Regions from separate parts of the Homo sapiens genome. Here regions 1, 2, 3 and 4 are each linked to region 5. Evidence: read pairs that join two places in POLR2A ChIA-PET (ENCODE). Cell type or tissue: CD4-positive, alpha-beta T cell. All regions are shown on one strand. Each heading gives the region's core, and the rest is flanking DNA. Links, peaks and the distances in the headings are about the cores only. Region 1 overlaps NECAP1 (NECAP endocytosis associated 1). Region 2 has its middle 24 kb from the start of SLC2A3. Region 3 has its middle 34 kb from the start of SLC2A3. Region 4 overlaps SLC2A14 (solute carrier family 2 member 14). Region 5 has its middle 6.2 kb from the start of FOXJ2.

Region 1 (6,155 bases), core at 1,142-5,141, 62 kb before region 5:
GTTTCTTAGTCTTTCCAAGTTAAAGCTTGCTCTTAGCTTTCTATAACTTCAGAGAGTCCTAAGGCAGAAAAGGAGAGATATGCTTGCTCTTGAGGTAGGAAGCTGACAGTGTGCACAGTGCTGTCAACCACAGCTGCACCAAAATCAAGTGGGCTAAAGAAATGTTGCAAAAGTCACAAAACATGTCAGCTACATAAGGTAACAAGAGTGGCACACGACTCCCCACATAAAGCCCTGCTGTTACCATAGGCCTCCCTCTACCACCTAAAAGACGGGGCAAATTCGACAGAGCATCATTTCAAACTACTGCACAAGGGATCTGAAATATATTGCAGGCTATAAGGAAAGGAAACAGAATAGATACAAAGATGACCTAAGGAAACAAAAGTGAATGGGGAGATTTATATTCACAATGAAATAGTTTAAGAAACAAAGAAACCAGGAGGAAAAGAGATACTGCCCATTCATGTGAGAAGCAGCATTCCTATAAGCATTCAGCCTCGTAACTAAGGACAAGCTTCACTCACTTGAAGTGATCCTGCAAGGAGACATTAAAGTCGAAGGCATCTCCCCGATCTGTGAAGCCAATGCCAATGAAAGCACTGCGCCCTGTGGAAAACGTAGGAAGACTCGACTAGGAAGTATCCTCTATGGCAGGAGCCCCCAACCCCCGGCACCAGTCTGTGGCCTGTTAGAAACCAGGCCATGCAGCAGGAGGTGAGTTGCACACGAGAGAGCAAAGCTTCATTGTATTTACAGCCGCTCCCCGTCACTTGCATGACCACCTGAGCTCCGCCTCCTGTCAGATCAGTGGCAGCATTAGATTCTCAGAGGGGTGTGAACCCTACTGTGAACTGCACATGTGAGGGATCTAGGTTATGAGCTCCCTATGAGAATCTGATGCCTGATGATCTGTCACTGTCTCCCATCACCCCCGTCTAGTTGCAGGAAAACAAGCCCAAGGCTCCCGCTGATTCTACATTATAGTGAGTTGTATAATTATTTCATTATACATTACAATGTAATAATAATAGAAATAAAGTGTACAATAAATGTGATGCACTTGAATCATCCTGAAACCATCCCCTAATGCCGGTCTGTGGAAAACTGTCTTCCACAAAACGGGTCCCTGGTGCCAAAAAGGTTGAGGACTGCTGCTCTATGGCAAATTTTGCCCAATGAAAATATAACAGTCACCCTAACTAGACAAAGTCTGAATGTGAAATATCTTCTCATAGACCAAGAGTCGATAAACTACATAGAGCCCATGGGCTTTATCCTGCCATAGCCTGGTTTTGTAGAAGAAGTTTCATGGAACATAGTGGTATCAATGTGTTTACATATTTTCTACAGTGATTTCACACTACAACAGCAAAACTGAGTAGTTGCAACAGAGGCCACCTGACCTGCAAAACCTAAAACATTTATTATTTGTCTGTTTGCCAACCTCTGTTATAGACCATGGAGAAAAGAGTAAGAATGACTGCCCCACACGTAAGATGATTCAAGATAGTCCCACCAAAAACTACCACGAACAATAAACGGGCAAAAAGTGTTCATTCTTTTTTTTTTTTTTGAGATGGAGTTTTGCTCTTGTTGCCCAGGCTGGAGTGCAATGGCGTGATCTCGGCAACCTCCACTTCCCCAATTCAAGTGATTCTCCTGTCTCAGCCACCCGAGTAGCCGGGATTACAGGCACCTGCCACCACGCCTGGCTAATTTTTTATTTTCAGTAGCGACAGGGTTTCATCATATTGGTCAGGCTGGCCTCAAACTCCTGACCTCAGGTGATCCACCCACCTCGGCCTCCTAAAGTGCCAAATGTGTTAATTCATTTGTTAGATATGTGTTTTTCATTTATTTAAGTCTACATATGAATTACCACATCTTGAACTCGTGCTTATCTATTACAAATAACATGTTAATACTTTTCCTTTAGCAACTAGAGCAACTTTAGAGAAAGGGAAGAAAAAATGAAGTAAACCAAAGAAAGATAAATGCAATCGGAAACACTTTTCATGGCTGTGCATTCACCTGTTTTCCTAACTTCGTTCCACTCAAAATCCCAGTTCTCTTACCAGTACCATCCTGGATCCGGATTACAAAGTAGCGGCTAGAATCTGTCACCGTCTCCACAGCAATACCAGGATATTGTTCTACTGGTGCCTGAGCAAAGAGCTCCCCTGACAGATAAGAGAAAGACTTTTTTGAGTAAAGCAAGCCAAAATCCAGAACCCCAATTAACAAGTAGTATTTCCATTCCAGTCCCCAAATTGAAGGTACTTATAAAAGCACACCAAATTAATATTCTTAATGTTAGAGGGTCACCCGCAAAGATTACCTGAAACTTTATCCTCGAGTTTGATATAGGCAGTCTTCCCTTTTGAAGTGATTCGGAGGCGACCAGTCCAATCAGGCTGGTCTAATTTCCAGTCAGAGGCCCTAGGACAGGAAAAGAGGAAGCCTCAGGCACATGTCCTTAATTTACTAACGCCCACCCACAATCTTTGACTGTATTTCTATTTCCCTATCCTGGATTGCCTATTCTTTCTACCTATTAATCAACAAGAATAATTCATGATCTATTTAGATGCCTCATGTTACATACAGTCCAAAGCAAGTAAAAGACAATGCTACTACTTGAGGACTTTGGAGTCCAATAAGCATCATTAAAAAGATGGAAAAGCACGAATAAAAGCAATAAAAAATAAAATTCTGGCCGAGCATGGTGGCTCAAGCCTGTAATCCCAGCACTTTGGGAGGCCAAGGTGGGTGGATCACTTGAGGTCAGGAGTTTGAGACCAGTCTGGCCAACACGGTGAAACCCCGTCTTCTAAAAATACAAAAATTAGCTGGTTATGGTGGCGTGCGCCTGAAATCCCTTGGGAGGCTGAGGCAGAATCAACTGAACCTGGGAGGTGGAGGCTGCAGTGAGCCGAGACTGCGCCACCGCTCTCCAGCCTGGGCGACAGAACGAGACTTGGTCTCAAATAAAGAAATAAATAAAATTTCTCATAACGATGCTATTTTCAAACTATAGATGGTATACTAGATAACCATGCTTTACTAATCAGATAACAACAAAGTCTACTACATTAAATATCCTAGGTAATGGGAGCCCTCCCAAATCAGTAAATATACTATCTTTCACTGAATTCAATCAATATTTATACAGTACTTATTAGGACAGATGCATCACTGTTCCAGATGCTTAGGATACAACAGCAACCAAAACAAAGATTCCAACCCTCATGAGGCTTACATCCTAACAGAAGATAGAAAATAAAAAAGAAACATAATAAACAGCATAATTAGTATCTTAGAAAGTGGTGAGTTCTAAGGTAAAAAGAAAATGTAGAGGCAAATTAGGAAGATTAAGAAGACAGTGGGAGAATGAACAAGTTGTAGCATTCAAGAGGGTGGTTGGGGTAGGTCTCATTAAGGTGAAATGTGAGCTAGAATGTGAAGCAAGAGAGTTATCCATACAGATGTCTGGGGGAAAAGCATTCTAGACATAAGGAACAGCTAGCCCAAAGGTGCTACGGTGGGGGCATGCCTGGCATGTTTGAGAGACAACAAGGAAGCACTGTGGTTAGAACAGAGGAAGAGACAAGGTGGGAGAGGTAACAGACGGCCAGATCACGCAGGGCCTTGTGGGTCATAGTAACAACTTCAGCTTTCACTCTGAGTGAAAAAAGAGCTATTACAAATTTTAAGCAGAGGTGTGACATGATCTCCCTTATATTCTAAAAAGATTACTACATCTGCTGTCTGGAGAAAAGCTGTTGGGATAAGAGGACTGAAGCAGGGGGATTAGCTAAGAGACTACTGCAGTAATCTAGAAAAGTCACAATGGTAGCAGAAGTGGCTATATTCTGGATATATTTAGGGTAAAAGTAGCAGGATTTTCTAATGGATTAGATATGGGATAGAAGAGAAGGATATATTTAGGGTAAAAGCAGCAGGATTTTCTAATGGATTAGATAGGGGATAGAAGCCAAGGACAACTCCAAGGTGTTTAGCCTGAGCAAAGAGTTGCCAATTATTGAGATGAGAAGGAACACATCTAGGAAGAAGGATCAGGGATTCAGTTTTAAATATGCTGAGTTTGAGATGTCTAGTAGATTTTCAAGAGATGTAGAGTAGGCAGTAAAATATATGAGACGAGTTCAAGAAAGACATCTGGGCTGGAGATACAAACGGCCATGAAAACATCAGAAATTTATAAAACGTGTTATAATCAACTTGAACAACAACTAAGATTATTTATGATGAATTTTACAAAACATTGTATTTGTGATTTGTTTTGCCAGGAGTATGGAAAACAGATTAGCAAAGTAAAAGTTATTAATAATTCATCTTCTAAGAAACCAAAGACTAATACTTAAAGACTAAAAAAGCAACCACAAGGTATATTTGAACAAGAATGAGTTTAACAAGATGAGAGGTAAAAAGCTGAAAGGAGGAAAATGAAAGTGAAAATTAGCACAGGTTTTGAACAGGATCTGTAAAATAAGTCCTTCCCATTCTCTTCCCTCTTGATTCCCTGCCCTCAAAGACCCTCAAGTACCTAAATCTGATCCAGATTAGAGAGCTCTAAAGTTCCTCATCTATTATATTAATGAGTTATTACTTATTATAATCATGCCACCAAGAGCTCATGTAAATGGGCTATTAAAAATATTAGGAACAGCCAGGCACCGTGGCTCACGCCTATAACCAGCACTTTGGGAGGCCAAGGCAGGAGGACTGCCTGAGCCTAAGAATTTGAGGTTGCAGTGAGCTATGATCGCCCCACTGCACTCCAGCCTGAGCAACAGGGTGAGACCCTGTCTCTAAAAAAAAAAAAAAAAAATTAGGAACAAGTCTATTAAATGTGTTTTTCTTGGATGAGTTCCTTATTTCTCTTGTGTATCTAGTGTCCGATACTTAACAAATTCTGTAAGTAAATGGATATTCATGGCAGCAGATTCCCTCAGCCTTGAGCCTTAGTTCCTTTCCTACTCCAAGACCTAATCTAAAGAACTCTTGATTTTGCTTGTCCTCTGACAATACTTTTAACTTACCTTACAAATTTTCATTTACCTTAGTAATAAAACTTTATATATATATAAATAAAAAACCACTATGATGATTCACAGTAAGATTCCAAATGTACATCTTATTATGTCCTTATAGTAGATATGTGAAATAGGCATGAAAAGCCTGTCATACCTCTCTTTCTCTCTAAATGATGGAAAGGATAACACAGTAAGTAATAATGCCTAACTTTAAAGTCCATTATTCTTTCATTACACTGAAACGCATTATAGAGGTTAATATTGATTTAGCTAAGGGAAGAGGGTAGTGAAGAATTTTTTTTTAAAAAAAAATAGTTTTATAGGTTGGAAAACTGTTTTCTAACCATTTATTTATTTGTGTGTGTGTGTGTGTGTGTGTGTGTGTGTGTAATAGAGTCTCACTCTTCCACCCAGGCTGGAGTGCAATGGCGCGATCTTGGCTAACTGCAACCTCGGGTTCAAGCAATTCTCTTGCCTCAGCCTCCTGAGTAGCTGAGATTACAGGCACAGGCCACCATGCCCAGCTAATTTCTTTTGTATTTTTAGTAAAGACGGGGTTCCACCAAGTTGGCCAGGCTGGTCTCAAACTCCTGACTTCAGGAAATCCGCCCGCCTTGGCCTCCCCAAGTGCTGGGATTACAGGAGTGAGCCACCGCACCCAGATTGTTTTCTAAGCATTTGTAAGTTTCCTTTTTGTTTGTTTTGAGACGCAGTCCTGCTCTGTCGCCTAGGCTGGAGAGCAGTGGCATGATCTCAGCTCATTGCAACCTCCGCCTCCCGGGTTCAAACAATTCTACTGCCTCAGCCTCCCAGGTAGCTGGGACTACAGGTGTGCGCCACCACGGCTGGCTAAGTTTTTTGTATTTTTGTAGAGACGGGGTTTCACCATGTTGGCCAGGCTGGTCTGGAACTCCTGACCTTAAGTGATCCGTGCGCCTCGGCCTCCCAAAGTCCTGGGATTACAGATATGAGCCACCGCACTCAGCCTGATAAGTTTCTTGTCAACCCAAATTTTCCTTCCCATAGTCTAGAAGTCTGGTCAGTGAAAGTCTGGGAACGAACAGCTTACACTAGGTGAATTAAAATCAATTATTC
Region 2 (6,155 bases), core at 678-4,677, 66 kb after region 5:
TTTATGTGTGGTGATAGACAGGTGTTGGGCTTGATTTGGACCCAGTGCCATAGTTTCAGACCCCTGGTTTAACTGAACTGAAAGGTAATCAGCTCTGCAAAGCCATTATTACTGAAGGAGACTCCCCCTTTTTTCCCTTTGACGTTTCTTCTTTGCAGACAGAACACTGATAAGTAGCAAGAGCTTTCCTTCCCTTATCCAGCCTCCCTGCCTGGCATCCTCAACTTCCTTTCACCTTCTCTCTAGAGCCTAAGAATAGAATCTTTACTAAACTCGCGGGGGAGAATGTCTCCCTTTTCCTACAACCCTTGAACAGCCACTTATCGTCAGTCTCCAGATGTCTTGCACCCAGGACACATGCTTCCTGTTTATGACAAGCTGCCTAAGAAGGGGCAAGAACAGGCTCCATTTCTAGGCGTAAAAGGGTAGGATAGACGTGGATGGAGAAAGAGTGGCTATCCCGGATTCTTTTTTCTTTTCTTTTTTTTGAGGCGGAGTCTCGCTTTGTCGTCCAGTCTGCAGTGCAGTGGCGGTGCGACGTCGGCTCACTGCAACCTCCGCCTCCCGGGTTCAAGCGATTCTCCTGCCTCAGCCTCCTGAGTAGCTGGGACTACAAGCGCGCACCACCACACCCGGCTAATTTTTGTATTTTTAGTAGAGAAGGCGTTTCACCATATTGGCCAGGCTGATCTCGGACTCTTGACCTCGTGATCCGCCCACCTCGAACTCCCAAAGTGGTGGGATTACAGGCGTGAGCCACCGCGCCCGGCCCCGGATTCTTTCTTCTTAACATACATTGGATATATTTCTCTTAATCTACAACAATGTAGTATACTATAGTATAGTATGGACAACTAGTTCTGCCCCAAACTGTGGGTCCTTGAGCAAATTACTTAGAGATTTCTTGGTGTAAATGAGGATGACAATAGCAAATTTTAAATATTGTTATGAATTATAAATGAGGTAACAGAAGAAACTGACAGTTTGATTTATCAAGTACCTATTTCTACCACTACAGAGACGAATGTTTCTGTGATGATTTGATTAAGCTCCTCACATCTACTTCGAGTATGTTTGGAAAGTCTAAATTTAGATCGTTAAGAAGAATGGTGGTGGGGGTGGGGCGGAGGCTCGGTGGCTCACACCTATAATCCCAGCACTTTGGGAGGCTGAGGCAGGTGGATCACCTGAGGTCGGGAGTTTGAGACCAGCCTGACCAACATGGAGAAACCCCATCTCTACTAAAAATACAAAATTAGCTGGGCGTGGTGGTGCACGCCTGTAATCCCAGCTGCTCGGGAGGCTGAGGCAGGAGAATCCCTTGAACCCAGGAGGTGGAGGTTGCAGTGAGCTGAGATTGCACCATTGCACTCCAGCCTGAGCGACAGAGCAAGGCTCTGTCTCGAGAACAACAACAAAAAAGAAATAAAACGTAAAAATGAATACATAGCCTCATCCCAGTAGAATTTAAATTCTATGCAAACAGGAAATGGAGTTCTCCTACCACACCATAGTATCCTCAGAATATAAACTGGGTTTGGCAACATAGTAGATCTGTATAAATAAACGAACCCAGACTTATATCCCCTTGTGGATTTTTCAGGCCATTTGTCTTTCTTATTCACTCTTGTTGTCACTACGTTAGTCTGCTGCTGTTTATTAATAGTATCTAGGGGAAGAAGGCCAGAGAATATCAAGGTAAGGTCCACAGCCTTTAAAGGGCCACTTGTCAGGGTATAAGATTTCATGGGTTATCTCTTAATTTTGAATTTCATTTTTTAAAAATTATAAACTTGCTTATTTTCCATTAGCTTAAAGCAGCCACTTACATGTAATTGGAATTAAGCTGGATTTTAAAATTTACCTGGGGTTCGCTCACGCCTGTAATCCTAGCACGTTGGGAGGCCAGGGTGGATCAGTTGAGCCCAGGAGTTCGAGACCACCCTGGGCAACATGGTGAAGCCTTGTCACTACAAATGATACAAACATTAGCTGGACATGGTGGCATGTGCTTATAGTCTCCGCTACTCAGGAGGCTGAGGCAGGAGGATCACTTGGGCCCAGCAGGTCGAGGCTGCAGTGAGCTGAGATCGTGACACTGCACTCCAGCCAGCTCCTTTTTGCAACAGAGAAAGACCCTGTCTCCAAAAAATAAATAAAGAAAATAAATAAATCTACATGGAATCTAGTTTTTGAATATTGTGGTTGTAATCAAAGCAACTTCCCATGTCCGAACACTTAAACAGTTACAGGATTATAGGGTCAGGCCACTGAAGTCAACACTTGTTGCACACATTTTAAAAACAGGTAGAGTATTGCTGCAATAAATTTGCATTGAATCATGCAAGAAGTACTCGAGATTTTGCACTCCCATGAGATTGTGCACATCCATGCCAAACAGACCAAGAACCAAAGAGGATGAAGGAAAACAGGACGCTGAGGGAGATAAAGATGTTGTCGTATCGCTCGGTGGCATCAACAGGAGGATAAATTCCATAGGAGGAGAAGAGAAACAGAAGAACAAAGAAGGGACCAGAGTATTTGATCCGCTTTGAGTGATGGAGCTTGTCGCTCCGGAGATTCAAGATGATCTGCAACTCACGTCTGCACTTGCTTACGCAGCCTTTTACAAAAGCAAGACGCCAGCAGGCGGGGCTAACCTACAGGGTAGATACAGACAGGAAGAAATTCTTTGGTTTCTGGGCCCGCCTCATCCAAATATTTCTGTAACTGCCCTATTCAGCTGGGAGGCTAAAAATAAGAGGTCAACAGCTTGTGTTATTTGTAAGAAAAATGCATAAATTAGGGAAGACGGGTTTTTTTTGTTTTTTTTTTTCTTTGAGACAGAGTCTCGCTCTGTCGCCCAGGCTGGAGTGCAATGGCGCAATCTCGGCTCACTACAAGCTCCGCCTCCCGGGTTCATGCTATTCTCCTGCCTCAGCCTCCCGAGTAGCTGGGACTACAGGAGCCCGTCACCATGCCCGGCTAATTTTTTTGTGTTTTTAGTAGAGACGGGGTTTCACCATGTTAGCCAGGATGGTCTCGATCTCCTGACCTTGTGATCCGCCCGCCTTGGCCTCCCAAAGTGCTGGGATTACAGGCGTGAGCCACCGCGCCCGGCCGGGAAGCTGATTTTTCACTACACAGAAAGATTGTGTGGCACTTGTAAATGAAGTATGTATAGTAGAATATGCATCAGGTCATAGAATTACTACAAGTATAATAGCTAGAAAACTGTATAGTATGTAACAGCCACTGAATGTTAAAAATGTGTTAAATGCCTGTGGTGTCAAATGTATGGAAAAGGAAAATACACGAGTCTTTTTCACTTAAGAGAGCTTTGCCGCTGCTACTTCACATCTCTTCCTCTTCAAGTTGCTAAAGGCAAATGCTAAAATATTACAGTGACCCCTTATACAAGTGAGGGTGAAGAGTTTTTGTCTCTTCAGACTATGGCATGTTCTGAGGATTGTAGTGCTATTTTGCTTAAGTACCTTAATCAGGCACTAATGTTACCTGCCCTTTCTCTTAACTTCCCCTTGCCTGAAAGGAATTGGGGCCTCAGGCTTGAAAGGAGCTTGCTCTTTGTGATTCCACCAGGAGCCGTCCCTAAAAGTGGGAGGAGAACCTCTGTTGCAAGCAGACCACACCTGCTGTTTCCACACTAAGGCTCCTCTGCAGTGGCTTCCTCCCCACTTCCTACCACATTCAATGCCCGGAGGCCAATCTGGCTGTATTCTGAGTCTTGTACTCCTTTTTGAGACTGTGATAAGAGAGTTTGCACCTCACCGCCCCTCAAGAGTACACTAAAATACATTTGCATTCACTTTCGGGGGTATTTGCCTAGTCTATGTTATTTTTTCTTTCTTTTTTTGGGGGGGTGGGGGTGGCAGATAAAGAGGGAACAGGGTTTGACTCTGCTCCCCAGGCTGGAGGGTAGTGGCTCACTGCAGCCTCAAACTCCTGGGTTCAGGGATCCTGCCTACTCAGCCTCCGGTGTAGCTGGAACTACAGGCATGGCACCACCACACCTGGCTCATTTTTAAAGTTTTTTTGTAGAGATGAAGTCTTGCTATGTTCCCCAGGCTGGTCTCAAACTCCTGACCTCAAGCCATCCTCCCATCTCAGCCTCCTAAAGCAAGGTAATTATAGGCATAAAGCACCACACCTCCTAGCCCATTTTAGAACCCCATTTGATAAACAGCATCCTGGGGCTTCAGTAGTCTTTTTCCTCCTAGAGAACTCGGTGAATCTTTTCCAGGGAGTTAGGCTCTGCTGCACTGGAGGGTTACCAAAGTTAGGGAGAAGCCCTGTTAAAAGAATGTAGACCTTTAATTATGAAACACTGTATTGAAAAGTATCCATAGGTCAGGCACAGTGGCTCGAGCCTGTAATCCCAACACTTTGGGAGGCCGAGGTGGTTGGATTGATCACTTGAGGTTGAGGTCAGGAGTTTGAGACCAGCCTGGCCAACATGATAAAACCCTGTCTCTACTAAAAATACAAAAATTAGCCAGGCGTGGTGGTGGGCATCTGTAATCCAGGAGAATCACTGGAATCCGGGAGGTGGAGGTTGCTGTGAGCTGAGATCACGCCATTGCCTGGGTGACAGAGCGAAACTCTGTCTCAAAAGAAATTAAAAAAAAAAAAAGTGCCCATAGATTGCCATGTGCTTCTGGTTTTGAAAGCGTAGATGTGAGTCAGCTAAGCACTTCAGTCATCATGTAGCTGTTTTCCTGTGAGTGGGGGGAGGGGGGTGGTAGCCTGGTGATAGTGTCCCACTAATAGCTACACAGAGAAAGAAGGACATTTATAGCTTTAGAGCACTGCTAGAGAAAAGTTAAGGAACTCAAAGAACTGTCTTCACTTCATGCAAGCAATTATCTGTGTTGCTTATATATTGGCACTTGTATAGAAGAACACTTTTCCCGCTTCTCGGCCTTTTGGCTAAGATCAAGTGAAGATGACTTTTAAAACCCTTGTCTTGTCTGTGATCCTGCAATCACCCTCCTTGGTACTTACACCAATGAGTTGAAATCATGCATCTACATGAAAACCTGCAAACGAATGTTTAGAGCAGTTTTATTCATAGTTGCTAAAACTTACTAAGATGTCCTTCAGTAGGTGAAGGGATAAACTGTGGTGCATCCAAATAATGGAATATTATCCAGTGATAAAAAGAAGTGAGCAATGAAAAGACATAGAGGAACTTTCAATGAATATCACTAAGTGAAATAAGCCAATCTGGAAAGGCTACATAATGTATGACTCCAACTGTATGACATTCTGGAAAAGGTAAAACTATGCAAAAACAGCAAAAAGATCAGTGATTGCCAGGGGTTGGAGGAGTAAGGAAGGGAGGTGGAACATGGGATTTTTAGGGCAGTAAAGCTGTTCTGTATGATATCATACATTTATCAAACCCATAGAATATACAACACAAAGAATGAACCCAAATATAAACTATGGACTTCAGGTAATAATAATGTATCAATATTAGCTCCTCAATTATTAATATAACAGATGTGGCGAGGCGCGGTGGCTCAAGCCTGTAATCCCAACACTTTGGGAGGCCAAGACGGGCAGACCACCTGAGGTTAGGAGTTCGAGACCAGCCTGGCCAACATGGCAAAACCCCATCTCTACTAAAAATACAAAAATTAGCCGGGCATGATGACGGGTGCCTGTAATCCCAGCTACTCAGGAGGCTGAGGCTGGAGAATCGCTTGAACATGGGAAACAGAGGTTGCAGTGAGCCGAGATCATGCCACTGCATTCCGGCCTGGGAGACAGAGTGCAAAACTCTCTCTCTCTCTCTCTCTCTCTCTCTCTCTCTCTCTATATATATATATATATATACATATATATATATACATATACATATATATGTATATATACATATACATATACATATATATATGTATATATACATATACATATATATATACATATATATGTATATATATACATATACATATATATACATATATATATATCAGATGTATCATACTAATGCAAATGTTACTAGTAAGGGGGTTAAGGGAGTAGATGGGAACTCTGTATACTTTCTGCTTAATTTTTCTGTAAACCTTAAACTGTTCTACCCCAAGTAAAGCCTATTAATTAAAACAAAGGCGGAACGCTTGATTATATGT
Region 3 (6,155 bases), core at 936-4,935, 56 kb after region 5:
TGGGAGAATAGATAAATAAATGTTGGCATAGCCAAAGGTGGAATACTACTCAGCAGTAAGAAGGAATGAACTACCAACACCACCACATAGTACTCATAGACACTATGCTCAGTGAAAAAAACATCTGAGCACAAAAGAGTACATACTGTATGGTTCCATTTAAAGGTCACGAACAACAAAATTCATTGATGATGACAGAAGTGAAAATTGTGATTTCTAGCTGGGAGTGGTGGCTTATACCTGTAATCCCAGCTGCTCGGGAGGCTGAGGCAGGAGAATGGCTTCAACCCGGGAGGCGGAGGTTGCAGTGAGCTGAGATCACACCAGTGCACTCCGGCCTGGGTGGACAGAGCAAGACTCCATCTCGAAAAATAAAAAAAAAAAATCTTGGTTTCTTCTGGCAAGGGCGGCTGTAGACTTGAACCGGCACAAGGAGCCTTTTTGAGGAGCAAGAAATGTTAAAGAATCTAGATTTTGCCAGGCTCGGTGGCTCATGTCTGTAATCCCAGCACTTTGGAGGCCAAGGAGCGGGGGGCGGGGGGGTGGATCACCTGAGGTTAGGAGTTCCAGACCAGCCTGACTAACATGGAGAAACCCCATCTCTGCTAAAAAATACAAAATTAGCCGGGCATGGTGGCGCGTGCCTGTAATCCCAGCTACGCAGGAGGCTGAGGCAGGACAATCACTTTAACTCGGGAGTTGGAGGTTATGGTGAGCCAATGGCGCCATGCACTCCAGCCTGGGCGACAGTGCAAGACTCCCATCTCAAAAAAAAAAAAAAAAATTAGCTGGGCATGGTGGTGCAAAAAAAAAATCTAGATCTTGATCCGGTTAATGTTTATGCCTGTGAATACAGATATAAATATTCACCCAACTGTAAACTCCAGATTAGTGCATTTTTATCTGCTTTATTGCATGTGCCCTTCAGTAAAGTAGAAAAAAATAAAAGACAAAAATAAAGGAAGGAAGAACTCACCCTCAATTCTATCACCACTAGAAAACAATGTTTTTTTTTTCTTGAAATGTTTGCATTCTAACCGCCCCAGCACTAAGAAGAGGTTCAGTTTTGTAATTGGAACGTCTGATGAGCATCTGATGAGTGGATCTAGAGGTTATCCCCTCATGTCGAGTTGATGATGATATTTCAGCTTCTAGACTTGAGCAAGATGACAGCAAAGGGAAGCGGAAACCCTGGGTCACTGGTTCAGGAAGACGGCCAGGTTTACATCAACGTTGCAACAAATCTGGTGGCTTTTTTTTTCGTTTCGTGTTGCTGTTTCTTTTCTTCCTCTTCATCTTTGGGTCCGTTTGCTACTTTTCTTGGATTGATTTTCCACTCTACCCCACTACACAACGTACTCTTTGGGGAGGAGGGGGGTCTTTACATTTTCTTCCACTCTCCGACTTTCCCATATTTTCTCATGTGTCTCAGTGAATTCAATGGTATGTGCTAACATTTTCTTTTATGAGTCTATTCCAGGGGCTCACATCCTGTCCCCTGCCCGAGGAGCCTTCCAGTAGCCTTTACAGCCGCATTCTCAGGCTTTCATCCACTCTTTTTGAAACAGCGCCTGTGACATTCCCACTCATTACAGCGTGCCCCTCCCATGCCTCCAGGAAATTCTCTGTTTTCCCACCGGTTTTCTACTCAGCAGCTATTCTCAGTCTAATGCGCTTCATTCACCGTCAGCCTTCCTCAGGAAGACATAAAAAAAGGGTGAAAAAGAACATTTATTTCTCAGGAAGGATTGGTCAGCTGACTAAGTTGTCTGAGGGTCTAAAAAGATGAGGGGGTAACTCAAAGCATAAATGCTTGAGGAGATGGATACCCCATTCTCCATGAGGTGATTATTTTACATTGCATGCTTGCATTAAAACATCATGGACCCCATAAATATATACACCTACTACATACTCACAAAAAAATTTTTTTAATTGTTTTTAAAGGGGAAGGGGAAGGATTAGCAGAAATACTATAGGTGAAGGGGAAACAAAAGTATGTGTCTTATTGTATGCGCCTTCCCTTTTACATTGAGTTGCTCTAGTTTCCCGGTTGTTTCTGTTTCCGTAGTGTTTGGTTCATACGTGGTACTTACGTAAATATTTCACCAACATATGAAAAAGTGAATGCGTGAGGGAGAAAACCTGTAAGTCGTGATTGAAAAATGACAGGCTAACTGCCCAAGATTCAGGATGCTGAGCTTTCTAAGATGATGAAAATTTCTGTGCGGATTGGGGTAGTGGCAACACTGGTGTGTGTGTGTGTGTGTGAGAGAGAGAGAGAGAGAGAAAAGTCGTCCACCTGCACACCTAAAAGGTTTGAATTGTATTGTGTACATTTTATACATAAAATTGACTTTAAAAAAGACTCAGCGTGCTGCTCGGGCATAATGAAGGGAGAGAGTTTGTAAACATAGGAGGCTGTGTGGAAGCGTGAAATGTGAAACGTGGAGTGTACGTGGGAAAGAAGAGCAATAAAAGGACCTGCAGCTAAAGAGGCAACGTGGTCGGGTGAGAGGAGGGGATGGGGATGGAAACTCACACAGCTGAGTGGGGCTAAAAGGGACGTTTGAGGATTACTGGCCTAGCACAAAACATCTGCCCTTAAGGCGAAACCCTCTTAAAACCTTTGGCGGCTTTCCAGAGAAGACGCCGATTCCTGAAAATTGCAAGGCTCTCCGGCGGGCTGGGAGTGGGAGGCGCTCCCGGTGTCCCCCAGCATGTGGGAGTCGGCGGGACCTGAGCCCCGCCTTCCTGCAGCGGCCGGGACGTGCCGTGTGGCACGCTACCCGCCGCGCGCGCATCCTGTCCCCCGCCCTCGGAATCCCAGCACGGGGGCCGAGCCCCGAGCTACATTCCTCCTCCTCCTTCTTCGCCACCCAAAGACTCACGCATACACACATTTTTCTTTCGTATCTGCTGTCTCAGCCTCCCTCGGGCCAATTTGGGTAAATGCGTCCAAGAGGAAGAAATAAAAATGAAAAGACTGACAGTTTAAAAGCATGTGGAGGGCTTAGAAGATAAAGACGAGTGCAAGAAAGGGAGAGCGCGGCCGGCCGCGGTGTCTCACGCCTGTCATCCTAGCACTTTGGGAGGCCGAAGAGATCGGATCACTTGAGGTCCGGAGTTCAAATCCAGCCTGGCCAACATGGTGAAACCCCGTCTCTACTAAAAATACAAAAAAATTAGCCGGACCTGGTGGCGGGCGTCTGTAATGCCAGCTACTCGGGAGGCTGAGGCGGGAGAATCGCTTGAACCCGGGAGGCGGAGGTTGCAGTGAGCCGAGATCGCGCCACTGCATTCCAGCCTGGGCAACAGACTGAGACCCTGCCTCAAAAGAAAAAAAGAAAAAAAAAAAAGGAGAGCGCGTACTGTTGCGGAAGGGGCACTGCTCGAGAAACAGAGACGAAGGGATGATTTTCAAGTAATCAAGACACCGAGAAAGACAAGATTGGGGATGGAAGAGCAGTAAGAATTAATGGAGACGTCCAAGAATTGTAGTTCGGGCGCGGTGGCTCATGCCTGTAATCCCAGCACTTTGGGAGGCTGAGGTTAGTGGATCACCTGAGGTCAGGAGTTCGAGACCAGCCTGTCCAAATGGCGAAACCCCATCTCTACTAAAAAATACAAAAATTAGCCGAGCATGGTGGCGCACGCCTGTAATCCCAGCTACTGGGGAAGCTGAGTCAGGAGAATAGCTTGAACCTGGGAGGTGGGAGGTGGAGGTTGCAGTTAACCGAGCCACTGCATTTCAGGTTAGGTGACAGAGTGAGGCTATGTCTCCAAAAAAAAAAAAAAAAAAAAAAAAAAGAAGAAGAAGAAAAGCAAATGGGTAGTTTGTTTTGCATGCTTCTTGCCAGGCAGAAAAGGTGCTTGAGAGGAGAAAGAAGTGGAAAACTGGAAAGGGGGGGAATCTAAATCAAGGACTTTATTTTCCTTACTGTTGAGTTGTAAATACAGTCCTCCTTTGACATTTATCTTCCCCTTTTTCTATGGTTTAAAAACAGGTGATTTGGCTGGGCATGGTGGCTCACACCTGTAATCCCAGCAGTTTGGGAGGCCAAGGCAGGCGGATCACTTGAGATTACGAGTTCAAAGACCAGCTTGGTCAACATGGTGAAACCCTGTCTCTACTAAAAATACAAAAATTAGCTGGGTGTGGTGGCAGGCACCTGTAGTCCCAGCTACTCGGGAGTCTAAGGCAGGAGAATCGCTTAAACCCAGGAGGTGGAGGTTGCAGTGAGCCGAGATCGCACCATTGCACTCCAGCCTGGGAGACAGAGTGAGACTCCGTCTCAAAAGCAAAACAAAACAAACAAAAAACAACGTGATTTATATATCATGGCGTTGTATTTATGTATTATGTAGTTTTTTTTCTTTTGACACAGGGTCTCACCCTGTTGCCCAGACTGGAGTGTAGCAGAGCGATCACGGCTTCACTGCAGCCTCAGACTCCTGGGTTGAAACAACCCTCCCACCTTCCTGAATACCAGCTATTGTCCCAGCTTCCTGAATACCTGGGACAATAGTTGGGACTATGGGCACAACTGTCTTGGGACTAAATTTGTATTTTATTTTATTTTATTTTTATTTTTTAGAGACGGAGTTTCGCTCTTATTGCCCAGGCTGGAGTGCAGTGGCGCGATCTAGGTTTACTGCAACCTACGCCTCCCGGGTTCAATCGATTATCCTGCCTCAGACTCCGGAGTCGCTGGGATTGCAGGCATGCACAACCACTCCTGGCTAATTTTTTTTTTTTTTTTTTTTTTTTTTGAGACGGAATCTTGCTCTGTTGCCCAGGCTGGAGTGCAGTGGCACCATCTCGGCTCACTGCAGCCTCCGCCTCCCGGGTTCAACCGATTCTCCTGCCTCACCCTCCCAAGCAGCTGGGACTACAGGCGCGTGCCAGCACGCCCAGATAATTTTTTTTTGTATTTTTAGTGGAGACGGGGTTTCACCATATTGGCCAGGCTGGTCTCAAACTTCTGACCTCGTAATCCACCCGCCTCAGCCTCCCAAAGTGCTGGGATTACAAGCGTGAGCCACGGTGCCTGGCGGCTAATTTTGTGTTTTTAGTAGAGATGGGGTTTCTCCATGTTGGTCAGGCTGTTTTGGAATTCCCGACCTCAGGTGATCGGCCCGCCTTGGCCTCCGAAAGTGCTGAGATTACAGGCGTGAGCCACCGCGGCCAGCCTGTATTTTATTTTTTGTAGAATCAGTGTTGCGCTAGGTTGCTCAGGCTGGCCTCTAACATCTAGGCTCAAGGGATCCTTCCTGCCTCTGCCTTCAGAGTAGCTAGAATTACAGACACACATCACCATGCCCAGCTTTGTTTGCTTGTTTTGAGATAGGATTGGCTGGTTTTGAACTCATGGACTCAAGCTATCCTCCTGCCTCAGCCTTCCAAAGCGGTAGGATTACAGGTGTGGACCACCGCTCCCAGCCTGTATTTTATTTTTTATGCACTTGGTAGTGCCCCTTCATGACACTTAACATAAACTTTCAGCCAGGAACAGTGGTTCCCACCTGTAATCTTTGCCCAGGTGGGAGGATTGCTTGAGCCTACAAGTTTGAGACTAGCTTGGGCAATATAGTGAGACGCCAATCTCTATCTTTAAAAAACTAAAACATTAGTCCGGGCGCAGTGGCTCACGCCTATAATTTCAGTACTTTGGAGGCCGAGGCGGGTGGATCACCTGTGAGGTCAGGAGTTTGAGACCAGCCTGGCCAACAAGATGAAACCCCGTCTCTACTAAAAATACAAAAATTAGCCAGGCGTGGTGGTGGGCATCTGTAATCCCAGCTACTCGGGAGGCTGAGGCAGGAGAATCACTGGAATCCAGGAGGTGGAAGTTGCTGTGAGCCGAGATCGCACCATTGCACTCTAGCCTGGGTGACAGAGCAAGACTCTGTCTCAAAAAAAAAATTTTTTTTCTAATAAATTTTAAAAAAACAAAACATTAAATAGGCTGGGCCTGGTGGCTCAAGCCTCTAATCTCAGCACTTTGGGAGGCTGAGATGGAAGGATCACTTGAGCTCAAGAACTCGAGTCCAGCCTGGACGATGTATCAAGACCTCATCTCTACAAATAATGTTAAAAATTATTAGTGCAGCATAAGTGGCATAGGCTTGTGGTCCCAGCTACTTGTGAGGCT
Region 4 (6,155 bases), core at 1,074-5,073, 160 kb after region 5:
GTTGGCCAGGATGGTCTCGAACTCCTGACCTCAGATGATCCACCCGCCTCGGCCTCCCAAAGTGTTGGGATTACAGGCGTGAGCTACCATGCCCGGCCCCTGTCACACTTTCAGTGTGTTCACTGGAGTAGCACTTTTAATTTTCCTCAAGAACTTTTCCTTGGTATTTATAGCTTGGCTAACTGTTTGGTGCAACAGGCCTTGCTTTTGGCTTCTCTTGGCTTTTGACATGCCTTTATCACTAATCTTAATCATTTCTAGCTTTTGATTTAAAGTGAGATATGTTTGACTCTTTCACTTGAATTCTTAGATGCCATTTAGGGTTTTTAATTGGCCTAATTTTCAATATTATTGTCTCAGGAAATAGGGAGGCCTGAGAAGAGAGAGAAGGAGAGAGAAATGGGGAATGGCCAGTTAGTGGAGCAGTCAGAATGCATACAGTATTTATTAATTAGATTTATTGTCTTTTTTTATTTTTATTTTCATTTTTTTTTTTGAGACAGAGTCTCACTCTGCCGCCCAGGCTGGAGTGCAGTGGCACGATCTCGGCTCACTGTAACCTCCGCCTCCCAGGTTCAAGAGATTCTCCTGCTTCAGCCTCCCGAGTAGCTGGGACTACAGGCATGTGCCACCACGCCCGGCGAATATTTTGTGTTTTTAGTAGAGATGGGGTTCCACCATGTTAGCCAGGATGGTCTCGATCTCCTGACCTCGTGATCCGCCCACCTTGGCCTCCCAAAGTGCTGGGATTACAGGTGGGAGCCACCGTGCCCAGCCTGCCTGGCTAATTTTTGTATATTCATTGTCTTATATAGGTATGGTTCATGCCAAAACAATGACAATAGTAATATCAAAGATCACTGATCACAGATCACTATAACAGATATAATAATAACGAAATGTTTGAAATATTACAAGAATTACCAGAATGTGGCACAGAGACTCAAAGTGAGCTCATGCTGTTGGAAAAATGAGGCCAATAGACTTGCTTAACATAGGATTGCCACAAACCTTCAATTTGTAAAAAAGCGCAATAGGAGCAAAATGCAATAAAGCGAGATATACCTGTAGTGTGGTCAGGGAAGGCCTCTTTACGGTAAATTTGAGCAGAAACCAGAGTGACATAAAGAGCCGGCCATGAGGAGATCTGAAGAAAGAGTGTTTCAGATAGAGGGAAAGGCATATGAAAATACCCTAAGAGTATGGAGGCTTATCTGATTAGAGCCTGGGTCGGCTGACTCTTTTTGTGCAGATAGAGGCTTTGTGGGCCATAGCGGCTCAGTCACCACTACAGCTACTCAGTTCCAACGTCATAGCATTTAAGCAGCCACGTTCATTACATAAACAAGTGAGCATGCCTGTGTTATAGTAAAAGAGACTTAACAGTAAAAGCTCAGCCGGGCACGGTGGCTCACGCCTGTAATCCCAACACTTTGGGAGGCCGAGGCCGGCGGATGATGAGGTCCGGAGATCGAGACCATCCTGGCTAACATGGTGAAACCCCGTCTCTACTAAAAATACAAAAAATTAGCCAGGCATGGTGGTGCGCACCTGCAGTCCCAGCTAGTTGGAAGGCTGAGGCAGGAGAATGGCTTCAATCCGGGAGGCGGAGGTTGCAGTGAGCTGAGATTGCACCACTGCACTCAGCCTGGGCGACAGAGCGAGACTCCATCTCAAACAACAATAACAACAACAACAAAAGACGTTAAAAGCTCAAACCACAAGAGGAAAAATTGATAAATTTGGGCTTATCAAAATGAAAAGCTTTTGCTCTGCAAAAGGCCCCATGTATATGGTGAAAAGATAGGCTACATTCAGAGAAGATATTTGCAAACCACATATCCCAAAGGATTTGTTTCTAGAGAATGTAAAGCACTCTCAAAATTCAGCAGTAAGCTGTAATCAAAACAATGTGGTGGCCGGGCGCGGGGGCTGACACCTGTAATCCCAGCACTTTGTGAGGCCGAGGCGTGCAGATCACGAGGTTAGGAGATCAAGACCATCCTGGCTACCACAGTGAAACCCTGGCTCTACTAAAAAACACAAAAAATTAGCCAGGCATGGTGGCACATGCCTGTAGTGCCAGCTACTCGGGAGGCTGACGCGGGAGAATCGCTTGAACCCGGGTGGTGGAGGTTGCAGTGAGCCAAGATCATGCCACTGCACCCCAGCCTGGGCAACAGTGAGACTCCGTCTCAAAAAAAAAAAAGAAAAAAAGAAAAAAAAGGAAGATGGTTGATATAGGGAGATAAGTTTTCATCTGAAATAAAAGGAAGTTAGGCTTTTGGCTTCCAAAGCCAAAAGATGTGGCTCACAGGTTTCTCCATAAACAGTATGTTTGTCATTTAGTTTATATGTCAATGAATTGAATGAGCTATGTCCGTATTCCAAGGTTTATTTTTTATTTTTTTTTAAGATGGAGTCACTCTGTCACCCAGGCGGGAGTGCAGTGGCACAATCTCAGCTCACTGCAACCTCTGTGTCCTGGGTTCATTCTCCTGCCTCAGCCTCCCAGGTAGCTGGGACTACAGGCATGCACCAGCACACCCAGCTAATTTTTTTGTATTTTTAATAGAGATGGAGTTTCACAATGGTGGCCATGTGTCTGGAATTGGTGGGTTCTTGGTCTCACTGACTTCAAGAATGAAGCCGCACACCCTCGCAGTGAGTGTTACAGCCCTTAAAGTGGTGCGTCTGGAGTCCCTCCCTTCTGATGTTCAGATGCGTTCGGAGTGTTTTCCTTCTGGTGGGTTCGTGGTCTTGCTGGCTCAGGAGTGAAGCTGCAGACTTCCGCCGTGAGTGTCGCAGCTCTTAAGGCAGCGCGTCAGGAGTCGTTCGTTCCTTCCGGTGGCCTCGTAGTCTCGCTGGGCTCAAAAATGAAGCTGCAGACCTTTGCGGTGAGAGTTACAGCTCATAAAAGCAACGTGGACATAAAAAGTGAGCAGTAGCAAGATTTATTGCAAAGAGTGAAACAACAAAGCTTCAACAGTTTGAAAGGACACCCAAGCTGGTTGCCAATGCGGGCTTGGGCAGCCTGCTTTTATTCTCTTATCTGGCCCCACCCACATCCTGCTGATTGGTAGAGCCGAGTGGCCTGTTTTGTCAGGGGGCTGATTGGTGCGTTTACAATCCCTGAGCCAGATACAAATGTTCTCCACGTGCCCATCAGATTAGTTAGATACAGAGTTTCCACACACAGATTCTCCAAGGCCCCACCAGAGCAGCTAGATAAAGAGTGTCAATTGGTGCACTCACAAACCTTGAGCTAAACACAGGGTGCTGACTGGTGTATTTACAAACCTTGAGCTAGATACAGAGTGCCGATTGGTGTATTTACAATCCCTGAGCTAGACATAAAGGTTCTCCAAGTGCCCACCAGACTCAGGAGCCCAGCTGGCTTCACCTAGTGGATCACGCACCGGTGCTGCAGGTGGAGCTGCCTGCCAGTCCCGCGCCATGTGCTCGCATTCCTTAGCTCTTGGGTGGTCGATGGGACTGGGCGCCGTGGAGCAGGGGGCGGCATTCGTCGGGGAGGCTCGTCCGCACAGGAGGCCACAGAGGGGGTGGGAAGGCTCAGGCATGGCGGGCTGCAGGTCCCGAGCCCTGCCCCGTGGGAAGGCAGCTAAGGCCCGGCGAGAAATCGAGCGCAGCGCCGGTGGGCTGGCACTGCTGGGGGACCCTGTCTCGGCCTTCCAAAGTGCTGGTATTACAGACATGTGCCACCGCATGCAGTTTGGTGTCTTCTTTTTTTTTTTTTTTTTTTTTTTTGAGAGACAAGTCTGGCTCTGTAGCCCAGGCTGGAGTGCAGTGGCGTGATCTCGGCTCACTGCAACCTCCGCCTCCTGGGTTCAAGCAATTCTGCTGCCTCAGCCACCTGAGTAGCTGGGATTACAGGCATGCGCGACCATGCCCAGATAATTTTTGTATTTTTAGTAGAGACGGGGTTTCACCATGTTGGTCAAGCTGGTCTCAAACTCCTCACCTCGTGATCCACCTGACTTGGCCTCCCAAAGTGCTGGGATTGCAGACCTGAGTCACCACACTGGCCTTTGTTTTTGTTTTTTTTTTTTTGAAATGGAGTCTCGCTCTGTCGCCCAGGCTGGAGTGCAGTGGCGTAATCTCAGCTCATTGCAACCTCTGCCTCCCGGGTTCCAGCATTTCTCCTGCGTCAGCCTCCCGAGTAGGTGGGATTGCAGGTGTGCGCCACCATACCTGGCTAATTTTTGTATTTTTAGTATAGATGGGGATTCACCATGTTGGCCAGGCTGGTCTGGAATTCCTGACCTCAGGAGATCTGCTGCCTCAGCCCCTCAAAGTGCTGGGATTACAAGGGTGAGCCTCCGCGCATGGCCTGTTTTTTTTCAGTTAAAGTTTACAAAGCTTTTATGTATGGTTTGTATGGTTTTCGGGACAAGTGAAGGGCTGAAACTTAGTTGTGCGGTTTTGTGGGATAAGTAGAGGCTGAAATACAGCCTGCAATCCACTGGCCAGGCTCTCCTCCTCATCCAGAGGAAGGGGCACATTTTTTCTTTACACAAGAGTACCGTTCCTAGAAAACCTGCTTTTTCCCAAAAGGGCACCTTTGCCTAATTTGCACAAAAGCAATGGAAAAGCTAGCAGTGGTACTGAAAGCATGTATACCAGATAATAGACAGCAGAAATTAATCCCTGGAAGCTACTTAAACATAAAAAAATTTTCTTAGATGTCAACTTAAAAATGTGTAGGGGAAATACATAGTTTTTGAAAATTATTATGGGGAATAAACAAGCCTCCCCCCCACCAAAAAAAAGACTATTGCTCCAAACTCTCTTCCAATGTTGCTCTGGTGCCTTTTCCTCACCTTGCACTACAGATCTTCACATCTCCCCTCTCTCTTTGGTTCTTCCTTTTGGCTGCTTCTTTCTTTAAACAACTGATAATTAATTTATGAAAACAGTTGATGCCGGGCGAGGTGGCTCACGCCTGTAATCCCAGCACTTTGAGAGACCGAGGTGGGTGGATCACTTGTGGTCTGGAGTTTGAGACCAGCCCGACCAACATGGAGAAACCCCGTCTCTACTAAAAATAAAAAATTAGCTGGGCATGGTGGTGCATGCCTCTAATCCTAGCTACTCGGGAGGCTGAGGCAGGAGAATCGCTTGAACCCAGGAGGCAGAGGTTGCAGTGAGCTGAGATTGCGCCATTGCACTTCAGCCTGGGCCACAAGAGTGAAACTCTGTCTCAGGAAAAAAAAAAAAAGTTGACAAGTAAGTGCAGTGGGGAGCAGCCTCAATTCCTGACTCAATACTGATGGAAACAATCTGTTTAACAACCTCAGAAGGACTGTGTGAGGCAGTGAGTCATCTGTGGATTCTCATCTGGAAATGATCCCAAATCCCAGAACCCTCACCATAAGGCGTTTTTCTTGCAGTGATTTATGGAGTCTTGGCATTCCAACTGGTCCTTCATGCTGGGATTCTTTTCCTTTGTGCCTCTGATCCAATCAGCGCACACCTTCTCCAAGGATTTCCCGCTGTGGCTGGTTGGGGTAATCCTCATTCAGTGAATTATCACCTCTGGTTCCAAGAGTGTATTTCCGGAGTTTTGTAAAGCCTAGGGCAGCGTGGCTATCCTGACCAACTAGTTCCTAAAGGAATGGCCAGGAGGACATGGCTGTCCCTCCAAGAGCCCCCTACTACTTTTTAGACCTCATTATACTCTCGCCCTGAGGCAATTTCCTTTCCTTTTATCTTCTGCCTGATATTTTCCCTAAATGTTCCCAAATTTATCCTCTTCTCTGAGGGCTTTGCTTCTTCAGGCCTAACTAAATACACAATCCACAAGCCACTGATCTCACCTCAGCTGTACCTGTGCTAATTCTCACTTCCAGTTTTTCTCCAGGGCCAGTACTGGGAGGGATGGCGCAAAGATATACACTGCCACCTGGTGGCCAACTGCTAACCAGCTCTGGTAATACCAAGGATGTTACTAGCACCACAGCAACGGGCTCTGGAGGCGGATTTGCAAAAGCACCAGGCGTGGGTGGAGCAGTGTCAGCTCTTTGGTTGGTAATAGCATCTCTCTGCCTGGAATTATCTTTCCAAGTCTATTTCTCTCAAAATTCTTTTCATCTTTCAAGGTCCATATAAATGCCACGTTTCCCATGATCCCCTTC
Region 5 (6,155 bases), core at 726-4,725:
TAATTTACCTTGAGCAAAACTATTCTTTATAAAATTGGAGACTAATATGCTACAACGCACGTTTTGGAAGCACTTATTAGAGACTGTGTATTACGTGAAACAAAAATAGTGGTTCTCAACTGTGAGTCCTAATAATTGTGAGAATTTAGGTAAGTCATTTAACTGCTTTGTGACTCAGTTTCCTCATCAGTAAAATGGGGATAATAATAGTACCTATTTCATAATGTTGTGAAGGGATTATGTGCCTTTATACATGTAATATATTTAGTTAAATGCCTGAAGGAGGAAGGACCTAGAGACTGAGAGGCTTATCAACCAAATGCAATATATGTGGACCAAGAGACATGTCCATCAAATACAATATGTAGACCTTTTGAGGGATCCTGATTAAAACAAAGCAACTGGAAAAAATATTATGAGACAACTGGTAAAATTCCAATACTGAGGGCGATATCAAACAATTATTGTATACTTTAGGTGCTAATGGAATTACCATTTTATGAATATTTATGAATACTAAAGTATTTAGACATGAAATGCCTGAAATTTGCTTCAAAATAATCAAGTAATGGGGGAGAGGAGTACAGATGATAGATGAAAGATTGAACGAATGTTGCTTTTTACAACAGTTTTTTTAAAATGCTATTCTCTGGGCCAGACGTGGTGGCTCATGCCTGTAATCCCAGCACTTTGGGAGGCCAAGGCAGGTGGATCACCTGAGGTCAGGAGTTCAAGACCACCCTGACCAACATGGAGAAACCCCGTCTCTACAAAAATATGAAAATTAGTTGGGCATGATAGCAGGTGCCTGCAATCCCAGCTACTCGGGAGGCTGAGGCAGGAGAATTGCTTGAACCCGGGAGGCGGAGGTTGCAGTGAGCTGAGATCGTGCCATTGCACTCCAGCCTGAGTGACAGAATGAGACTGTCTCAAAAAAAAAAAAATCTTATTTTCTCTACTTTTGTGTGTGTTTGAATTATTACAAGATAAACAATTTTTTAAAAAGTACTGTTTAGCCGAGCGTGGTGGTTCACACCTGTAATCCCAACACTGGGAGTCTGAGGCGGGCGGATCACGAGGTCAGGAGTTCGAGACTAGCCTGGCCAATATGGTGATACCCCTGTCTTCACTAAAAATGCAAAAATTAGTCGGGTGTGGCGGCACGCACCTGTAGCTCCAGCTACTCGGGTGGCTGAGGAAGAAGAATCGCTTGAGCCTGGGAGGCAGAGGTTGCAGTAAGCCAAGATCGCGCTACTGCACTCCAGCCTGGGCGACAGATCGGAGACTCCATCTCAAAAAATAAAAATTAAATTTAAAGTACTGTTTAAAAATGCTGGAACATAGCTAGGACTATGTTTACTATTATTATATGCTTTGTATGTGTAATACTACCTAATGTCTGTTTACACCTTTCAGATTACAATGTTTTCATTTACACTAGGTCTTTTAGGATTGACACTAAACCTACGAGGTGGGGAAATGTTATTCCCATTTACAAATGAGACAACTGAACCACAGCCAAGACCGCATCTCCACTCTTCCAGATTCCTGGGGACCTGTGATCAACGGAGTAGGGGGTAGCCTGCCGCCACTAGACACAGAGTTCTGACCTCTTTTAATGACTCTAGTCAGGTCTATTAGAGAGAAACTAAACCAACATAGAAACGATTCATTTAGTAATATTTATCAGACAAAATATGAGCTTACATTTGCACCATCAGAAAAATTCTAACTGCTACTTTAAAAGATAATGGGGTCACCATTGACTCTATGGGAATTGAAAAAATAAAAAGTAATGGGGGGAATAGAACGCAAGATATTAAATCATAAAGGTGAAGTTATCTGTATAGTTTGTATTTCCTTTACATAACTGTTTATTATTTACAGTTTTCTACGTTAACTTTCCTTTTTTTTTTTTTTTTTTTTTTGAGACGGAGTTTTCGCTCTTGTCGCCCAGGCTGGAGTGCGGTGGCACGATCTCGACTCACTGCAAGCTCCGCCTCCCGGGTTCACGCCATTCTCCTGCCTCAGCCTCCCGAGTAGCTGGGACTACAGGCGCCTGCCACCACGCCCGGCTAATTTTTTGTATTTTTAGTAGAGACGGGTTTTCACCGTGTTAGCCAGGGTGGTCTCGATCTCCTGACCTCGTGATCCGCCCGTCTTGGCCTCCCAAAGTGCTGGGATTACAGGCGTGAGCCACCGCGCCCAGCTTTTCTACGTTATTTTTCTATCCTCTTCCCAGCCTGTTTGATTTCCACTCCCCTAAAAATTAGACTGGAGCCAGGGAACAAGAGATGAAAAACTGGGAGGCGAGGTTGGGAAGCAGGGGCCGGCACATCCCAGCGGTAGAGGCCCAGCAGCCCAACATTCCTGTTCCACCTTAAGAAGCTTTCGCCTCTGCCCAAGACGAGCAAGCACTCGGCTCCTCCCACCCCCGTGTCAGCTCCGGCCCGGGAACGTGGGCTAGGCAGGAAAGACGCACTGAATGGAAAGGTTGGCGCCAGAGGCAGCAGGTCTCTCCTGCCCCCTACTCCACCGGCGCGGGGAGGAGCGTGTGAAGCACGGGCCATTGGGGTTGGGTTCCTTTCTGGAGGACCTCAGGGATAAGGACACGTCCTACTGAAACTGGGGGCCGGGTACGTGGGCCATGGGGCCCATCTTGGGGTGGGGTCTTGGGGAGACAGAACTGGCACAGGAGATACACAGCACGCCGCGATCGTTAGCAAAAGTCGTAAGTTTCCCTCGTTCCGGACGCACCTCTTCAAATCATTTCCAAAAGAGGTGGCAAGTTTTCCATCCTCCGCCCCAATTCTTCATCTTCCTCTTAATTGGCTGGGGTTCGGGTAGGCCCGGCCCAAGATCGCTTGTTGATTGGCTGCGTTGGTAATCTATCACAGGATGACGCACGCGAGGGGTGGTATTTGGGGGAGGAAGTGAGGATTATTTTGGTACCTCCTACCCCAACTACTGATTGGCTGAGATTTGCAGTGATGTAAAACAAGACATAAAAATGTCCACTAAAGGGAAGGGTCTGTTTGCCATTCTCTCTGGGCCGGGGGGACTCTGTTAATGTAGAGAAGGACCAAACTGATTGAAACACGGAAATGAGTTTAGAAAGGAACTGAAGGAAAACGAGGGAAATCCGCGACACCTTCGTTGCCTTCAAACAAGGTCATTTCCTGCACGGGATCGATGGTTTCCTGTTTACTGCCTCCGAAGTCTGCGTGTACACTGGCTTTCTGGAATCTGCATGATAATTAAATTCTTATGAGCCTTTGGTCCCAGACTTCCCATTTGTTTACGTTACATAAGAGAATGAATGACACGGAGGAAAGGAAAAGGGTTTCACCCTGCCTTTAGACAAGGACAGGGAAAACTAAGTTTCTCTAATATTAGAAAGCTGAAGACTGACCCTGGATCACAGTATTCAAGCAGTTGGGTTAGAAACCATTCGTATAATAGTTGGAGAGAGTAGATGCAGGTGAAAAGAACTGTAAAGATTTCTCTGAATGAAGGGCATTAATCACATACAGAAGCCTTCCTCGTTAGAGAACTACATCTTTTTTTATTTTTTTTATTCATTTTTTTTCTTTAGACAGGGTCTCGGTCCATCACCCAGGCTGAAGCGTGATTTCGGCTCACTGCACTCTCCGGGATTCAAACGATTCTCCTGCCTCAGACTCCCGAGTAGCTGGGACTACAGGCGCCCGCCACCACGCCCAGCTAATGTTTTTTGTATTTTTAGTAGAGACGGGGTTTCACCATGTTGGCCAGGCTGGTCTCGAACTTCTGACCTCAAATGATCCGCCCACCGCAGCCTTCCAAAATGTTGGGATTACAGGCGTGAGCCACCGCGCCTTGCTGAGAACTACATCTTATCTCTGGTGCCCGGCAGTGTCGGATACATAGTAGGTAGTCAACTGATGATGTGAACCAAACCAGAGGGAGAAGACTTTTATAAAGTACACTGCTGGGCACGGTGGCTCACGCCTGTAATCCTAGCACTTTGAGAGGCCAAGGCGGGCGGATCACCTGAGGTCAGGATTTCGAGACCAGCCTGTCCAACATGGTGAAACCCAGTCTCTGCTAAAAAATGCAAAAATTAGCCGGAAATCGCTTAAACTAGGGAGGCGAGGTTGCGGTGAGCCGAGATGTTGCCACTGCATTCCAGCCTGGGCAACACAGCGAGACTCCGTCTCATAAATAAAAAAATAATGCTGGAAAAATCCTAAAAATGCGAGACTTGAAGTAGATCTGCTTCACAAACCTACCTGAGATGCTACTTCACAAACCTACCTGAGATGCTACTTCCATGAGAAAATGCTGTTTTCCTCCTAACACCTTGAGGCCTTTAAAATTTGAAAGCAGATTTCCCCTCAACCTACCTTCCTGGAAAAATTGAAAAGATAGGTGGGATTAGTGAAAAGATGTCCTCTACATTCAGTGAATGGAACATAAAGTGTTTATCCTACAATCTGAGGCAAGAGACTAGGAAGAAATTATTTGAGAGCTTGAGAGGTATCATCTATACTATGTTAGTTATGGAATCATTTGCTTCCTTAGCATGATGTACACTTTTTTTCTAGTCCGGAGTTTTTCTTTCCTTTTTTTTTTAAGACAGAGTCTTGCTCTGTCTGGAGTGCAGTGGCGTGATCTTGGCTCACTGCAACCTCTGCCTCCTGGCTTCAAGCGATTCTCCTGCCTCAGCCTCCCAAGTAGCTGGGACTACAGGTATGCCACCACACCCAACTAATTTTTTTGTATCTTTAGTAGAGGCGGGTGTTCACCATGTTGGCCAGGATAGTCTCGATCTCTTGACCTCGTGATCCACCCTCCTCGGCCTCCCAAAGTGCTGGGATAACAGGCATGAACCCCTGCACCCAGCCTAGTCCAGAGTTTTTCTTATACTTAGAGCTCAGCGATGCTTTAACATTGTCTAAAAACTGCTCTAAACTTGAGGACAAGAATTTCCCTTTCATATTATAACTATCCCTACCACAAGACTCTGCGGGGGCTATTGGTCAAGATTCTGCAACGGTATTTTCTGCTTATCAAAAGAGATCCTATCTTACGATTCTCTAGGGTCTTCTAGGTCAGGTGGTTTACAAAAGAGTATATACAATACTGGCTCTTTAGTATCATTGTGGCGATAGTTTAGGAACAAGGAAAGGAGCAGGAGGCAGCTATATTTGCAATAACAAAAATGCCATGGAAAAATTATTACTGGGCTGTAAATAATTCTGGCATAATAAAGTGTATATTACCTATGCCAAAAGAGAGGGGAGATGTTAATATTTTCAAGAATTGTGTTTGAGGGAAAAGTGCCCTTTGTTCCTAGTGATATTAAATAAATCATGAAAAACATACAAAAAATTATTTTTAGGCTAATAATTCATACACTTACAGCACTGTCACTTTCCCCCTGATGATGGGCAATAAGCAAAAGCAGAAATTTTTTTTAGCAAGGGGAACCTAGAGCCCAACACCAAGTCTGAAGAAGGAAAGAACTGGTATTGTCCTAACCATAGATCTAAGCCCTCCAATTTGTAAAGGGGTGGTACCTTGATTGGTAAGAACATGACATACTGAGTTACATAGAACCTGAGGCCTTAGAAAAATCCTCAATTCATGATTCCTCCTGAAGCCTGGCTGCCTGCCCTTCTTAAACAATAGTAATCATGAGTTTCTTTCATCCCTGGAAGCCCAAGAAACAAACACCAGGCCTCAAAAGACCAGGGATGAAAGCACTGGGTTGCATTGCCTTTGGCATTTATGGAAAGAAGAAAAAGAAGAAAAGGGCAGTGGGCTACTGCTCAATCAGGTATTAGATCTGTCAGGGCTGGCTGCAGTAACTAGAAACCACTTAAGTAGGAAAGGCTTTAATACTGGGGCTTAATGTGCTTACAAAATCGTTGGAAGTACTGGAGAAAGGGGGTTTCTGCTGTATATCAGAAATGGCTCCAAGAATGAGGCTGCTAAATTCACCCACCAGGAAAGCTTTAGAAAGATGAGAAATCAAGACTGTATTGCTGCAGCTGTTGAGTTCAGGAACACATGCCCCTGTACTGACATGAGTATGGAAAGAAAAAAAATTAAAAATAAAGAAAAAAAGGAGAACTTACTGCCCTAGTTGTGATCAAGGAATTGGGCAGCTA

The links. ChIA-PET counts read pairs that join two places held together with the same protein. Peaks named below come from ENCODE experiments on the same cell type or tissue, not always from the same donor. Only the 100,000 strongest peaks of a DNase experiment are listed, where the experiment ranks them.
Region 1: POLR2A ChIA-PET joins it to region 5 with 12 read pairs; 16 of 35 experiments call an interaction of 5 or more read pairs at or near these places.
Region 2: POLR2A ChIA-PET joins it to region 5 with 39 read pairs; 13 of 35 experiments call an interaction of 5 or more read pairs at or near these places.
Region 3: POLR2A ChIA-PET joins it to region 5 with 24 read pairs; 13 of 35 experiments call an interaction of 5 or more read pairs at or near these places.
Region 4: POLR2A ChIA-PET joins it to region 5 with 11 read pairs; 9 of 35 experiments call an interaction of 5 or more read pairs at or near these places.

Annotation. Positions count from the first base shown.
Region 1 is chr12:8,086,223-8,092,377 of GRCh38, reverse strand. It overlaps NECAP1 (NECAP endocytosis associated 1), which reads right to left. Exons shown (of 8, transcript NM_015509.4): 2 at 2,342-2,442; 3 at 2,079-2,183; 4 at 528-609. Among named protein-coding and RNA genes, the nearest start is that of NECAP1, 7.0 kb to the right of the region's middle. In CD4-positive, alpha-beta T cell, for the core only: no CTCF peak of the experiment used is centred there; a DNase peak (open chromatin) is centred at 3,597; H3K4me3 peaks cover 1,333 bases; H3K27ac peaks cover 2,050 bases.
Region 2 is chr12:7,957,367-7,963,521 of GRCh38, reverse strand. No RefSeq gene overlaps it. Among named protein-coding and RNA genes, the nearest start is that of SLC2A3, 24 kb to the right of the region's middle. RefSeq lists cis regulatory regions at 2,479-2,813, 3,586-3,711 and an enhancer at 4,647-4,756. In CD4-positive, alpha-beta T cell, for the core only: CTCF peaks have their summits at 2,470 and 2,671; DNase peaks (open chromatin) are centred at 2,691 and 3,681; H3K4me3 peaks cover 2,058 bases; H3K27ac peaks cover 2,815 bases.
Region 3 is chr12:7,967,444-7,973,598 of GRCh38, reverse strand. No RefSeq gene overlaps it. Among named protein-coding and RNA genes, the nearest start is that of SLC2A3, 34 kb to the right of the region's middle. RefSeq lists enhancers at 2,109-2,822, 4,248-4,960, 4,961-5,673. In CD4-positive, alpha-beta T cell, for the core only: no CTCF peak of the experiment used is centred there; DNase peaks (open chromatin) are centred at 2,108 and 2,818; H3K4me3 peaks cover 2,083 bases; H3K27ac peaks cover 2,020 bases.
Region 4 is chr12:7,859,878-7,866,032 of GRCh38, reverse strand. The region is part of intron 2 of SLC2A14 (solute carrier family 2 member 14); the gene reads left to right. It also overlaps the pseudogene RPS20P29. Among named protein-coding and RNA genes, the nearest start is that of SLC2A14, 10 kb to the left of the region's middle. RefSeq lists enhancers at 1,903-2,404, 4,650-5,444, 5,445-6,155 and a silencer at 3,093-3,293. In CD4-positive, alpha-beta T cell, for the core only: no CTCF peak of the experiment used is centred there; a DNase peak (open chromatin) is centred at 2,782; H3K4me3 peaks cover 724 bases; H3K27ac peaks cover 509 bases.
Region 5 is chr12:8,023,451-8,029,605 of GRCh38, reverse strand. No RefSeq gene overlaps it. Among named protein-coding and RNA genes, the nearest start is that of FOXJ2, 6.2 kb to the left of the region's middle. RefSeq lists an enhancer at 2,601-2,790. In CD4-positive, alpha-beta T cell, for the core only: no CTCF peak of the experiment used is centred there; DNase peaks (open chromatin) are centred at 2,455 and 2,885; H3K4me3 peaks cover 1,975 bases; H3K27ac peaks cover 1,859 bases.